Linked DNA regions of Mus musculus: region 2 is linked to region 1. The links are chromatin contacts, found by Hi-C or POLR2A ChIA-PET in ENCODE. All regions are on one chromosome and are shown on one strand. The core of a region is the stretch at or near the end of the contact, and the rest is flanking DNA. Distances in the headings are between cores, read along the strand shown.

The links. A loop is a pair of places that touch in the nucleus more often than their neighbours do. ChIA-PET counts read pairs that join two places held with the same protein, here RNA polymerase II (POLR2A).
Region 2: a map of Patski shows a loop between it and region 1 (2.2-fold over the local background). The contact joins two enhancer-like sites. A Hi-C loop is called at or near these places in 1 of 37 maps with a recorded cell type or tissue (Patski). POLR2A ChIA-PET finds 5 or more read pairs at or near these places in 1 of 5 experiments (Patski).

What each region holds. Positions count from the first base shown.
Region 1 is chr4:144,945,463-144,950,466 of GRCm38, forward strand. It overlaps Gm42344 (a long non-coding RNA gene), which reads right to left. Exons shown (of 3, transcript XR_881562.2): 1 at 2,058-5,004. It also overlaps a transcript of Vps13d not described here. Among named protein-coding and RNA genes, the nearest start is that of Gm42344, 8.9 kb to the right of the region's middle. Within about 2 kb of position 2,674, at least 1 of the 3 ENCODE cell types and tissues checked has a DNase peak (open chromatin) inside an H3K27ac peak, as active enhancers do.
Region 2 is chr4:144,996,746-145,001,749 of GRCm38, forward strand. All of the region lies in intron 67 of Vps13d (vacuolar protein sorting 13D), which reads right to left. Among named protein-coding and RNA genes, the nearest start is that of Gm36317, 36 kb to the left of the region's middle. Within about 2 kb of position 2,431, at least 1 of the 3 ENCODE cell types and tissues checked has a DNase peak (open chromatin) inside an H3K27ac peak, as active enhancers do.

The sequences.
Region 1 (5,004 bases), core at 1,424-3,923:
GGGATTCCCCCTATAGATCGTGACCTTTCTGCTTCCTGTGTTTCCAACAATTTCTGGGCCAGGGGCTTCCCAGAGTCGATGATCCATCCATGGGTTCATTGTTTAAAATATTTGCTCAGTATTATTAAAAAGATGATGTGACAAGAAGGAGAAAATGAAAGCAAATATCAGACACCCATCAATCCTCAGAGCTAATACCATTTTCATAGCTGCATGTGACCCTCACAACCCAAAGCACAGAAATCTGAACATGGCCACAATCCTCTTCTTATACTTTTCAGTTTATTATTATCATTATAATTATTATTATTCTGCTGCTGCTGTGTGTGGTGTATCACAGGAGTGTGCATGTGGAGGTCAGAGGACAATTTTCAGGAATCAGTTCTCTCCTTCCACTTTTGTGTGAGTTCTGGGGATTGAACTCAGGACATCAGGCATGTGTGGCAAGTGCTGAGCCATGTCACTGGCCCTATAAATCTTTTTCTTATTCATTTTTTTAATATGTACATGTGTGTGCGTGTGTACATGCACGTGTGTGTGTGTGTGTGTGTGTGTGTGTGTGTGTGTGTGTGTGTGTGTGTGTGTGTGTGCACGGAGGCCAGAGACACCTCTGGTGTCATCCTCAGGGATACTGTCCACTGCCTTTGGAATAAAATCTCTCATTGACCTGGAGCCCACCAATTCAACTTGACTGGCTGGCTAGTGAGCCCCAAGACTTCTCAGTGCTGGGATTATAAGTGTGCACCCCCTTGCCTGACTTTTTTACATAGGTCCTAAGGCTTAAACTTAGGTCCTCTTGCAAGGCAAGTGATCTACAAATGAAGTCACATGCTCAGTCTACCATGATGTGTTTTGTTTTATATGCAACTAGCAATATAGTAATACCATACTGGACACACACAAACTCACAAACACACACACACACACACACACACACATACATACACACACACAGAGAAATTTTTTCAACAGAACATATTTTGATCACAGGTTCCCCTCCCTCAACTGCTCCCACATACTGTTCCTCCTGATCTACCCGACTCCATGCCTCTCTCTCTCTCTTTTTTTTAAAAAAGAAAACAAAAAAATTAAACAAAGATAAAAACACACAAGAAACACACACCTAGAGATACACAAAATTGAAAATGGTACTATACAAGCAAAGGAACAATAAGAAAAAAAACAACAAAAAAAGGCTCAGCCAGGGTGATGGCACATGCCCTTAATTCTAATCCTAGCAATCTCTAGGCAAAGTCAGGCAGATCTATGAGTTCTTAGGCAGGCATAGTCTACAGAGCAAGTTTCAGCACAGTCAGGTCTACACAGAGAAACCCTGTCTCAACAAAACAAAACAAAACAAAACAAAACAAAACAAAACAAAACAAAACAAAACAAAACAAAACAAGTGACAAAAAAAAATCACTGACTTTGTTTTTTGTTGGTTGTCTATTGCTGGCTGTAGGGCTACCATAAGTGTGGTTTGTGTACCCAGTGAGAAAACTTTTTTCCTTAGTGAGCAGTTGTCAGTTGGAGATAACTTCTTGGTTCATGGGAGCTCCTGTCCCCTTCTCCCTTTCTGTGCTAGTGCCATGTTTGGTTTGAATGGATGTAGGCTGTGCACTTGCTGCCACAATCTATGTCAGTCCTTTGTCATTCATCCCCTCTCCCTCCTTACAATCTTTCCAGCCTCCTCTTCCACATAGGTCTTTATACATTGTTGCCATTATTCTCTTGTATCTTGTTCTGTAGCATTTGTATACAACTTTGGAACGCATATCCTTTGATGTCTGTTCCCCACCTACCCCCAGAGTTGCCCGAGTATGTTTAGTTAATCTCTCTCTCTCTCTCTCTCTCTCTCTCTCTCTCTCTCTCTCTCTCTCTCTCTCTCTCTCTCATTGTCTCTCTCTCTCACACACACACACACACACACACACACACACACACACACACACACACATACACAAACACACACACAGAGGTGCACACATCTATCCATTGATCAAATATCCAACAAAAGTCTATTAGGTTTGGGGGCTATAGTGGTGAATAAAACATACCAGTCCCTGGACACAGGCTGGTGGAGTGTGTTCATACAGCAGGGGTGACATTCTGTAAGGACATAGCAATAGCAAGCGTCAGATACATGCCTGGCTGACTGTTTGGACCCCAGGCAAGCAGAGACAGCTCTGCCTGCCTGGCTTATTACAGCCTGACATTAACATGTGGCATCTTTTTGGACTGGCTTGTGGAGTTCAGCAGAGCCTGACCCAGAATAGAACATAGTTTATTCTGTCTAGTGGGGTGAGGGGTCCCTCTGAGAGCAGGATCAGTGAGGGAAAGCTTTACTGACGATACCACTGCAAAAGGGTGCTGGAGGCTGAGTTGGGGCTGACAGACAGGAAGAAACGACTCTGGGAAAGTTTTAAGGCCGCTCCACAGACTTGAGCCTGGGCACTCGGCCTCATGGGCCTAACTAAAGGTCCAAAGTCTATTTATGTCTGTTGGCTAAGAGTTTGAGGTTCAACCCACCTTCCAAGGCCCCATCTACCTTGCCTTGTTCAAGAATGTCACCTTTTGTCCAGTGTGGAGGGTATTATTGCTGAAGGACAGAGCCCTGATTTGGAGGGCCTGCAAGAAGAACCAGAAGGTCCACATGAAGTCCTATTATGGTCGTGTCACTTCCTCTGACCTTGGCTGGGACTTGGCCTCCTGCCCTTTGGGAGTTCACAGAGAGGTGATATCTCCTCCAAGTGGAGAATGGTTCCCTCCCCTCTCCAGGGAGGCCTGGGTTTATAGATGAAGTTCCAAGGAACCAAACAGCTGGGACTTTTGAGACTGTCTATTCTTGGTGCAAAGCCCCAGGGAGCCTTGAGGCAGAGGATTTACAACGGCAATGCCCCTTTGCTGAAGGCAGGGTGGGGTGGGGTGTTTCCCTCTGTGGCTCCTGCTTTCTGTGGGGTCTGGGGAATAGCTTAGAGTTCAAGTTCACTTGATGCCATCAGCAGAGCCATGAGAAAGGCTGGCATCTTGACTCACCCAGGTGGCCCAGAAGAATGTCACAAACCTTGCTCCAGCTCCTTGACTGTGGGGGCCTCTGGGGTTGTCCACTTTTTCCCAGTGGGAAATTCCAGTCTGTTACCCAGGGTCTTGGGAATAGCTTTGTGGTCTTCAGAGCCACGTCTTGTTAGAATTGTTGTCTCTACTCTGCACTACACTGGGTAAATTAAATTAGCCTTGAGGCTAATGTATAAAGTGAGCTTCATCCGGAAGCCATAGGATAGAATGCCGGTGGAGAGAGTGAGACAACTCCTGATTGAGATGTTGGGTTTGTCCCTGGTACCTCCTCAGAAAGTCAATCAAAGGAGCCAGCAAGATGGCTCAGGAAGTGACAGTGTCTACTGCCAACCCTGACGACCCAAGTTTGATCCCCTGGAACCCATGTTGTAGATAGAGAGAAGTGACCTCTGTAAGTTGTTCTCTGAGCTCCACATTTGTGCCATAGCACTTTGTGTGTGTGTGTGTGTGTGTGTGTGTGTGTGTGTGTGTGTGTGTGTGTGTGTGTGTGTGTATACTTGAGAGGTAGTTCTTAACAATCAGGTAAACTGAGCCCCTGAGACCTGGCTTATAGAAGTGCTGGCTTTGCCTAATCTTCATTCTCATAAAAACCCAATGAGGGAGACAAATATAAGCCTTTTAGGGAAAAAGACTCAAAGGTTCAGCAAGGTTGATAAATTCACTCACAGCTGCACAGCAAACAGATGGCCTGGCTGGACTCCCCCATGAGTGGGCTCAGAGCTGGTCAGATGTGCATGAGATGGGGAATCCGCTGAGAAAAGTCCATCTTGGACCCTGACACTTGGAACCCAAAAAAATGTACTTTCTGGTCAGCCAGGCTTGAAACCTCAGAAGGCCTCATTCCAGGCATTGCCCCCCCAGGACCCCAGAATGGTTCCAGAGTATATCAGGCTAGTCCCTAGACCTGTCTCTAGAAGTTTGGCACTGGTATTCAGGAAGCAGGGAGGAAGGCCAAGCCCCTGGAGCTGCCCCAAGGAGGAGAGCGGTTTGGCCAGCCAGCCGGTGGGGCCAGGCTCCTTTGTTGCACACTGACAGGAAGGTGCGGCCACCACACACTTCAGCTGCCAGCTCACTGTGGTCACTCAATCCATCACCCAGGGTGGGGGCGGCAGGCCCCCAGGCTCCTGGCGGCTAGGCCTGCAGTGTTGTTTTAGTCTGACTCGGGCTGTGAGATAAACGGGGCATGAACTGGCCCCTTGGCAGGGGGTCAGCCCCTTCTGCCCTCATTAAAGTGCCAATCAAGAAGAGGAATGGAGAAAGCTGGTGAGCTCAGCCTCTCCCCAAGGGGCAGGATCCAGACTCCCTGAGAGAGAGAGAGAGAGAGAGAGAGAGAGAGAGAGAGAGAGAGAGAGAGAGAGAGAGAGAGAGCCAGCAGTACATTCCACTGGGCCAGCCAGGCCAGCAGCTTGCATCTGGTTGCAACACTGCAAAGTTGAGAATGGTCTGTTCTGCATGGGGGTGGGGCTTGGGGGACAATCCTTCAAAGCAGGGAACACCCTGCCCTGGCCTGGTCATAGGCTTATGGCTAGGTATCTGCTGCTACTTGATAGCCACACTGGCAATACAGGCCGTCTGATTACCTCTTCTGAATCTCAAAGCACCTCCTGCTCCTTCTGATAGCTGATGGAGAAGCCATGGCCTTGTGGGTAGGGAGCCACCCAGGGGTGGGCAGTGGCCACTGGGCTCAGGCACATACCTGGTGATTTTGTAGTGGCACTGGGAAGGCTGGGTTCACTACTGTACTGGAGAGGCTGGGCCTACCTCTCCTCTCCACATTCTCGAGAAGCCTCTCTCTGACCTGAGTCCTGTCCCCGGGATAACCAGAAAAGCCAGTACACAAAAGCAGAAGAGGCTGAGCCTATTGAAAGCAGGATTACCTCTATTCTGTCTTACAGGATAGACTCAGGTGCTGGCCTGGATGCAGTGTCC
Region 2 (5,004 bases), core at 1,181-3,680, 51 kb after region 1:
ATGCATACAAATACATATAGACATGTAGGGAGGTGTCTAGTGGCATGGTACTGGTAACTTTTTGGTGATTATTAATGACCTATTACACTGCGTTCTGCTCACTCTCTTGAGACAAGGAGGAGGGGAGAAAATAACAGCACCTATTTCAATGGCTTGCTGTAGCAATTAAAGAGCTAACAACCAAACAATGCTCTAAACCTCAATGTACACATACAGCATGCTATTTTACTTAAACACTAAAACTATGCTTTAAGAAACCATGATGATTCAAGAAACAGTTCAGTTCAAAGAACGTGTAAAGTATATTCACAATGGAGCCACAGGTGAGTCTAGGTTTCCATTGTAATGACTGTATAGCAAATGGGCTAGGTAAGGAAGGAGCTGCTGAATGGCTTTTTTTTCTTGCAAAAGGGTCAATCAGAGGGGAGCAACCACTACCTCTGTCTCCTCCCACAGCCTGGCCAGGCCCAGTGTTCCCATGGATACAGCAAGGAGGGCCATGTATGTGACTTTGCCAAACTGCAGTTGTCTATAGGACTTCTCCCCGGCCTAAGAACTAGCTTATTTTTACCACACTGTCTCATTTTCTGACCCTGAATAGCAGGAAAGAGTGTTCCTTCTTCTGTGAGTCAGCAGGCTCAGAATAATATGCTCTGACAGAAGAGCTGGAGGTGTTAGCAGGCCCAACAGGGACCTGGGTATGCATGGTACAGTTGTTAAAGGGTCCTCCAGGTAAGGCATGCATTGTGAATCTACACGTTAAGAATGGGAAAGAGCACATGCAGCTAGTCTCCCAGCATGCCCCAGTCCCAACGCACCAGCAAAGGGAATAGTGACATCTGGAACTGGTTTTGAGGCTCTCCAGCTGCAGATACACAAGACTGAAGGGGCTTATGGCTGTCCCTTCTGATTCTCATCAGGGCCAAACACAAGCCAGAAGACAAGCTGGTTCAGAAACCGAATCAACCTCACTTTGAAATGCTCTTCACTCCCCGACCTCCTTTGAAAACAGAATTAATAGTCCAGGTGGAAAGAGATCAAAATGAAAGATAAGGGCTCAGGTCCTCTCAGGTGTATTTTGAGATTTCATTCAGATCAGATGTACCCTGGGTCAGAGTTGACTTCCTAGCACCTATCCTCTTAGGAGACAAGAGCCAGTAAGAATGAATTCATTTGTATTGTTGGCCTGAGGAAGGGGTGGGGGCTGTCTGTATAGGCCTGGAAAAAAAGGACACATACAAATTGTGTTAGAGACATGCCATGAGCCAGAGAGATGGGGGTAAGATGCTAGATACTGCCAGACAGATGGGGCAATAAGCGAAATCTCCCAGACCTGGTGCCAACCACTGCTCACACCCAGCATGTGGCTTTCTAATTGTTTCCCTGTGCATGGGTACACAGGCTTGTGAGCAAGACAAAAAGGAAGCAATAGACAATGCCCTCCTGCTCAAGCTTTCCTGTAGCTCAGAGAGAGGCAGGTATAGCCAAACCTCCTCTGATACCAAGAAGGGACACAAAAGCTCTGTCCTCTCTCCCTAAAACTGAGGGTTTCTTTTTTCTTCTGGACCCAGGCACAGACAGCAGACAGTGAGGGCAAACTCTGGCTAACTAATGATCAAGTTCCTTGGGGAGGGAGGGGCATAAGCAAGCCCAGAGCAGCTCTGATGCTGACAAACGGTGAGTCATGGGAGAGGCCAGAAGTGACTCTTTGGTTGTAGTTCTTCGAGGCTCCCTTTCCAAAGGATTGCTCAGACCAGGGAGTGGGACCAAACTTCCTTCTATGTGGTACAAAAATCATTGAGGACTTCCTGGTGTTCTGGATGTAGATTTTTGCAGATAAGAATCTCTATGAATGCTAGTTAACATCTGGCATATTCAATGATTAATTATTAAACAGAACCAAAGAAATCCAAAGAGCAGCAAAATTTCTTCATACAATTTGGCCTCATATGGAGGGTGAAGAGACACATGCAGTTTGGGTTTAGCAATCGTGTAATGGAGTCCAGATGACAACTCCCTCCATGCTGGAGTCACCATCAGAGTCTCTTGGGGCCTTCAGAGCACCTTGACAGTGGAAACATGACTAACAAAGGACCCAGAGAGAGGTCTTAGGTTGGCTGGGCACCGTATCTCTTCCCTTACCTCTAGAGTCTTTTACTCAGGCCCACAGCACCAAAATAAACAGAAATCCCCTCTGGCCTGCCAAGGGGGCCACAGCATGCTGAGCACATCTGATGCAGCAGGCACCCTACCTACACAGAGACTTCCTGTGCCAGCTGTGTAGCAGCTGGTTCTTGCTCCCAGGTGATGAGCAGATAAAGAGGGACTTCTGGAAAGTAGATCAGAATTAAGGATATAGCCAGGGAGTGGCACTGCTGCTTTCTGGAAAGGCAGATTCTGGGTATAGAAGGGAGTGCCACAGTTCCTGGGTACAAAGTATGGTGACCTGGTCTCTGGACATGAGCCAGGGTCCCTCTGCTCTGGAAATGACAGACACAAAGCATGGCCAAGGACCCCAATGAGGAGGGATGGGCTGACAAACAAGATGAAACTACCCCAATCCACTTTCCCTCCTAGGCCCTCTGAATGCAGGTAGCTATATTAATTAAACCCATGTCTGTCTGCACATCTGCTCATGTCACGGTTCCTTCTGAGAACTCAGGCTGCCTGCCCTTGCTGAGATATCTACTTGCCCATGCCCTCCTTAGTGAGGGACTAGAGCTCCTTTGAGGCCACCTGGAACACCAGGCCTTTCCATAAGGCAGCCTTGCACCTGCTCTGATCAGCATGGGGCTTGGCCCCATGAGAGCCAGAGAGCAAGGCCCATCTAGAGCCTCCACAATGCTATGCAAAGATACAGCATCCAGGCATCAACCACTCTGCCACCAACACAGCCTCCTAGGAGACGGCTAGGTTTCCTGTTGTGTCAGCCCCGTTTCCTTCAGCAACATTATACTGCAAACAGAGAGCCGCTCTGAAGAAAGCACCGTGGTGTCCCATTTCTGGGCTGGGGGACGGGGGAGGGATGGAGGCAGACTGCCTAGCTGTTCTGAAGGGGAACATTCCAGCACTGTGACCCCCTCAACGTGGCTTTCCTTCCCTCTCCCCAGACCTGAAATACTGTTTGAAGAAAGGAAGCATGCAAGCTTCCCTGTGTGACCTTGGATGGGCAGGTTCTGAATGGCAGCTGGGTCTATTACATGCCGTGTGAGAGGGTTAAGCAGGACAGCCTCAACTCTTTATAAACTTTTGCCCTGTGGATATGTACTCATTGGCGGCAGTACAAGACTCGAGCTGTATTACACGCCTTAACGATATGGTTCAACTGTCGGTCAGGCTTGGGCCTGGCAACGGGCCAGACCGCAATCAATGGGACACAGAGCCTCCCCCTTTCAGATCATCACGAAGGCTCATATTATCTCCTTTTCGTCGTGCTGGTTAAATTTATGGAGCAGAACCCTGAAGCTGCATTCCTTGGGCCGGGCCGGCCCACGCGGCCCTCCCTCCCTTTGTTCGGTACTGTAAGCGAGCTGTGCTTCGGAGGACTGCAGGGTTGTTAGTTCAGGCCCTGACTGTTTGCTCACGACTGAAATGAAGAGAGTTCAGTGGAAGGGCAAAAGGACAGCCCGAGTGTAAACCCCATCCCAGCAGGCCCTGGGCCCCTATATATAGGCCCCGAACTGCTCTTCAATGAACAACTTCACTTTGTTCTCACAAAAGCAAAATCTTTAGTCTGATCCCTGGCAAGCTTCTTGCAAAACAGCTACCAAGTCCTCATGCATTTGATTCCCCACTTGAACTCGGCTAGGGCATTAGGAGGAGGCATATTCTATCTATAGCCATCTTCTAATCTTCCTGGTTTCACAGGAGACAGGAGTGCAAACACTGACTACTAGCTAGTCATACTTTTAATACATAAGAAAAGTCAACTTGATTTTCAGGGCTTGACCACCAAAGTAGAATACATAAGCATCACATATGAGTGTGTGAATGCTTGCCATGTCTGTTGAGCCATTGGTCTTATAAACTCAAGCAGAAGGTCTCAAGCATCAGATCTTCTGAATATACCCATTAGTTTGCCCTGAACCCAGGGTCTCTGATTGGCATACACAGGGCTCCCTTTGGTTTGATGGTTAGCCTATGAAGAAGGCCCTCCTTGCCTGGCTCCAGTGGCTCATCTGTGCTCAACACTGATGGAAAATGTACACAAATTGAAGAGGGAAGCTGATCCCAGTTTCTCCAACCAGTCAACTAGAAACCTGTTCATGAGTATCCGCAGCTCTCTGTGTAATGAGACTGCCAGGTTGGATTTTAGAGATCTAGAATGGTGAGTAGTCACTCTTCTAACCGGAGTTCAAGCATAAGAGATGGGGGAAGGAGACACATAGAGGTGAGGAAAATAAGATCAAGATCAACCAAAGACACTACAAGAAGGCCAGGTAGGAAGCCTCTGAGGGATCATTGCTGACTGGACAAATAGTGACAATCCCAAACCATCTGAAAACAACAGACTCCGTCCCAGGGACAGCACACGCACAGGCATGTTTTAACTCTGGGCTGAGGCAGGCTTGAGTCAGGACTTTGCTTCAAGCTGAAGCTACTTGCTCCCTCATTCCAAGCAAGCCTCATAGTTCCAAGGGACACTCTTGGTTATCCTCAAAGGCTTCTTTGTCCACGACCCAATGCTCAGAGATTGACAAGCCAGTGAATCTGTAATTCCCAAGCCTAAAGCACTTTTTTTTTTTTTTTTTTTTTTTTTGGTTTTTCGAGACAGGGTTTCTCTGTGTAGCCCTGGCTGTCCTGGAACTCACTTTGTAGACCAGGCTGGCCTCGAAATCAGAAATCCGCCTGCCTCTGCCTCCTGAGTGCTGGGATTAAAGGCGTTCGCTAAAGCACTCTTAAGATAAGGGCTCCATGGGCAGTGCTTAGGATGAATTGATCATAGAAAACTGTCTCTGGCTTTTTAGAATCCCTCTTGTCAATTCTTTTACATATTCTTTATTC